2 separate regions of the Homo sapiens genome follow, and region 2 is linked to region 1. A link is an interaction called in ENCODE POLR2A ChIA-PET data of the cell type or tissue named here. Cell type or tissue: MCF 10A. All regions are shown on one strand.

Evidence for each region. ChIA-PET counts read pairs that join two places held together with the same protein. Peaks named below come from ENCODE experiments on the same cell type or tissue, not always from the same donor. Only the 100,000 strongest peaks of a DNase experiment are listed, where the experiment ranks them.
Region 2: POLR2A ChIA-PET joins it to region 1 with 6 read pairs; 4 of 35 experiments call an interaction of 5 or more read pairs at or near these places.

The regions. Positions count from the first base shown.
Region 1 is chr10:74,046,762-74,049,261 of GRCh38, reverse strand. All of the region lies in intron 2 of VCL (vinculin), which reads right to left. Among named protein-coding and RNA genes, the nearest start is that of VCL, 50 kb to the right of the region's middle. In MCF 10A, no CTCF peak of the experiment used is centred here; a DNase peak (open chromatin) is centred at 1,231.
Region 2 is chr10:74,117,934-74,120,433 of GRCh38, reverse strand. VCL (vinculin) reads right to left here. Exons shown (of 22, transcript NM_014000.3): 22 at 265-2,411. The coding sequence ends at 2,265. AP3M1 (adaptor related protein complex 3 subunit mu 1) reads left to right here. Exons shown (of 9, transcript NM_012095.6): 9 at 1-179. Among named protein-coding and RNA genes, the nearest start is that of AP3M1, 32 kb to the left of the region's middle. In MCF 10A, no CTCF peak of the experiment used is centred here; a DNase peak (open chromatin) is centred at 1,433.

The DNA.
Region 1 (2,500 bases):
TCCCATTAAAGAAAACATAATAACAAGCATATTATACTTCAATGAAAGTTTAAAAAAAAACATAATGAGAAGGAATGAGAGGGATATTATTATACACGTGAACTTAAATATGCTCAATTAAGTTTTTGTTTGTTTGTTTGTTTGTTTGTTTTTTTGAGATGGAGTCTCGCTCTGTCGCCCAGGCTGGAGTGCAGTGGCGCAATCTCAGCTCACTGCAAACTCCGCCTCCTGGGTTCACGCATTCTCCTGCCTCAGCCTCCTGAGTAGCTGGGACTACTGGTGCCTGCCACCACGTCCGGCTAATTTTTTGTATTTTTAGTAGAGACGGGGTTTCACCGTGGTCTCGATCTCCTGACCTCACAATCCCCCCGCCTCGGCCTCCCAAAGTGCTGGGATTACAGGCATGAGCCACCACGCCTGACCTCTCAATTAATTTTTTCTTTTAAAGCAAAGCATTAGTATCCTCTGGCACTTTATTACTGTTAATATATTATTTGCAATATATCTCACAAGTGACTATTCATTACACACTGGTAGGAACTACTATTCTATAAACAGCACTCAGCATGCTAGGCACATAGAAGGCAATCAGTAAATAATTAACCAAGGAGCATGTCTAGCCCATTAATCAATTATATATAAAACATTACTGCCACAGCAGTCTGATGATGATGATGACGAAGAAGAAAATGACAACTGACAGTGATACAAAATGTAAACATGGAGTACAGTAGCTGACTCCCCTGCTGACAGTCTCAAAAGGAACAAATGATTTCTTTTCTTTTTTTTTTTTTTTTGAGACAGAGTTTCGCTCTTGCCCAGGCTGGAATGCATGGCATGATCTCGGCTCACTGCAACCTCCACCACCTGGGTTCAAGTGATTCTCCTACCTCAGCCTCCCAAGTAGCTGGGATTACAGGTATGTGCCACCACGCCCGGCTAGTTTTGAATTTTTAGTAGAGATGGGGTTTCACCATGTTGGCCAGGCTGGTTTTGAACTCTTGACCTCAAGTGATCCACCTGCCTCAGCCTCCCAAAGTGCTGGGATTATAGGCGTGAGCTAGCGCACCCAGCCAGGAACAAATGATTTCTTATAGGGTTATAAGGTTAGTCTAACCAACATTTTAACAATACAGCATAGCTGCTGCACTCCTGAAGTTTATGACAATCTGGGCAGTTTCGATGGCAATCACCATGCAACCCTACACCTCTTATGCAACACTGTGGCTATTATTGCAGTCTTGGGTAAAATTAGTAAATTGTGAGCTCTATCTGCCAGTGCAGCCAGGGATCAAATAACTTTAGCTCCACCCAAGAGAAAGGCTGTGACCATGCAAATCTTGTTCTATATTAAAATGGCTCTCACTTTTACAGTAAGGAATTGCCTGAGCACTGGAAGTTCCTCATCGACAATTGTATCATTTTAAATGTATTAAACCCATTTTTCCATATGCCCTAATTGCCAATCACACAAATAGCCTATGATAGGATCTTGAGATCCCCAAATCCTAAAAGTATCATATCTTTCCCTGAAAAATCTTTAAATATATATCAGATAGCTTAGGTATAAATCTATCTACAGGCCAAGTATCTTCTGTTTTCTCTAGCCTTGACATCTTAACATTCTAGGAGTACAGACTGATCTAACAATAAATGTTTAAATATTTTAGCCTTTAGTGTTGCTTAAGCAGTCACTTGAGAAGTCCTTGCAAAAGTAGACTACAGAGGAAGTTTCAGTCGGTCATGCCCTAGAAATTTCTAAACATCAACCAAGCAGCTCAAAAGAATGTCCTACTCAATAGTTCCAAGGATGTCATTAATTGCTTCCATCTGTTTCCCCCTTCTCTGTCCCTGTCTTTTCCAAGTCAAGGCATCTACTATTTTCTGCTTCATTTTGCATTCTATAGAAAAACAAGAAAAGCAAACATAAAAATCCATCACGGTTTGTTTTATTTTGTTTTGTTTTACACAGGGTCTCACTCTGTCACCCAGGCTGGAGTGCAGTGGCATAATGACAGCTCACTGCAGCCTCGACCTCCTGGGCTTAAGCAATCCTCCCACCTCGGCCTCCCAAAGTGCTGGGATTACAGGCGTGAGCCACCATGCCCAGCGATCAATGATTTTTTAATTCTGTCATGTCTTCCACATTTATTGGTTAGAATTCACCTTACAACTAGGGCTATTGGGCTACTCTAAAAATTTTGTACAGGAAAGGCAAGATAAATGCTTAATTTCCTTTAAATTACCAATTATTAGAGTAAGGGGTTGATGCCCTAGTTACCACACAGGGTGATCAGTAAAGTTTTATTTTGTTTTAAAGTGACCAAATTTTTTGAAATTTTTATCACAACTAGGGTGTGCTCATTTTTAATTTTTCTAAGTCCCCAAAGAAGTCTGTGAAAGCACATAGCATATTTCAGAATATGTCTCTGGGGATAAGCAAAAATAAGTTTCCTGACAAAATCCACTTACCAATCAAATCATATTCATAGACTAGAAT
Region 2 (2,500 bases), 71 kb before region 1:
AAATAAACTGTTTCATCCAGCTGCTTTCTGCCTGTTAACCTTTGCCACTTCCATTCCTTCAAGTGTGTAATCCCCAGGGTTGTCTTGTATTACACACATCCTTGTTAAGTAAATATACCACTGTTGATTTCTTCTTCCAGTGCAACATTTGGATTAAATAAAAATCTTTAGTTTCCAGATCTTGAGGATTAGTTTCATTGACTATTCATCAAAACAAAGGAGAAACCTGACCTAAAAGTTCTTGCTAAAGTAACATATCCATCATTTAAAGCATTTTTTATACAAATGCATTTTATTGTTTTAAACAGAACAAAAGAAGAGGCAGAAAATATTTGCATATAACAAATCCTAGCTTATAAATGTAGTTTTTTAGCGGTGATGTCTCTAATCATCATTCAGGGATTTTTTTTTTTTTTTTTTTTAATTTGCTTCACTGTGTCTCGAGCACTGATATTGGAGAAAAGCACATCCGGCATAAAGTGTAAACCAGTGTCTCAAACCACTGGAAGAACCGGGAGAGCAAACATGATTTTTCTTATTTCCTCTAAGTAATCTTTCTTTAGTAAAACAACAAGTGATCTTTGGCATAGATTCATACTTTAAAGGCATTAATATTGCATTTATATCAGGCAAGCAACTATACAAATATGCTGAGGGCCTTGAAAATAATCATCCTCATTATAAAGGAAATAGTGAAAGCCTGAGTGTAAAGGACCAACTTAAGTTGTACACATTCGATGTTGGGAACTAACACACAGCGATGGGTGGGAAGGAAGGATGTTCAGGCAAGGTTCTTACTCCTTTACTCATCTGGTTCTGGCTTTGGGAAAAAATAAGGTTTCATGTGCTGGGAAATACTTAGCAGTAATAAGTACCAAAAAGGAAACACTGCCCTCTCATTTTGCCTAGTAGGAACTTACTGTGGTGATAAGAAATATGAAACCCATTACTCTCTTGAACCCCATACTTGGGAGTAGATGCAGAGAGCTTGGTTGTAGTTGGTTGCAGGGAGGTAGGAATTACAGGAGTAGTATTTCCCATTGATTCATCTTCAGCAGCACTAGAATTCTAGTCTGCAAATACCACTCTCCCTTAGGCAGGAAGTGTCCTTCAGACAGGGCTGCCTTGCCATTAAACACTCTTAGGGGACAAGCACTCCTCTTTCTTAGGACTGAATTTAAAAAGGATCTTTTAGAGTTACAGATGAACAAACACCTACATGTCTTTAAAATCTTGTTTAGAAAGGATGTGGAGGAAGGCTACAAAAACCAGGATAGGAGACATGTTTTGGTTAAAATTAAAATGCAGCATTTCAGCTCAAAATGAACAATTAAGAGCTAAGAATGAATGATAAGGCCTCAGCACAGACCTCTGCAGGCAGTGACTAAGCATGGAGTGCCGGGAGTGGCCCTGCTGGGAAGATGGCAGGGCCACACCCTGGCTACTCTGCCCTTCCAGTGGCAGAGAGCACCAGGACACAGTGTGTTCATGGGATGGCTACCTTGGCGGGCTGAGGCAGGATATGGGACGGGAAGTTTCCCTAGCACAGACATTGCTCAGGGGCATGGTAAAAGCAGAATCATATGATTCTGTGATTTCTTCCTGACAGTGAAGTACAGTTTTATATTGTGGGAAACTAGAAGGATTAAACTGAGGAAGGGCAGGAAATGAATCCAGGCCCCCATATGCTGGGGCTCCACAGAGGCCACCTTCCCCTGTAGCAGCAAAGCTCACTTCTGAAAAGGACCCAGGTAGCACAGCCCAGGGAAGGAAGGTATGGTTGGCAGCAACATGGAAAGCTCAAAACAATTTTGGGAGGCACAGCAATTTTCTTCTTAGTAACTGATTTGCCTGGGCCCTGGGTCTTGGGATTCTGGAAGAGTGAATGGGAGCCAAGGAAAGAGAAACAGAGGGAAGTGTCCCCTAGGGAACAAGGGCAGAGCAGAGTGTCTGGCTAGTGTTCACTTGGATTCTGAGCTTATGTGAAGTCCATGGGCTAGAAACCCAGTCTGCCTATTGGGATAGAGGGTGCACAAGTGTAACTGTGTTTGAGAATACAGGCTTTATACAGAAACACATTTCAAAGTGTCCATGAAAAAAGAGTATAAATGTCTTCTAATTTGAAGAGGCCCCCATTCCTTTCTGATGTGCCAGGCCAGGATGTGATTTTTCAGCTCCCAGCAACTCTGGGCAGCTCCTGGGACTCAGATCATTTTCCTTCTTTTTAGTAGAGGTTTCTGTGCCAGCCAGGCTCAGCCAGGTGCCTACTGGTACCAGGGAGTCTTTCTAACCCAGCGCAGTGTAAATCCAGCATCTGTTCGAATTTTGATTGAAGCAGCTTCAGCTTCCCGCACAGTCTCCTTCACAGACTGCATGAGGTTCTGGGCATTGTGAACCAGCATCTCTGTGGCCTGCAAGGAAAAAGGTACTTTCCGTTACCCAGGGTCCCTGATGCAGGCCTGTCTCTAAAATAGGTTTCAGCCAGGAGTGGGATGCAGCT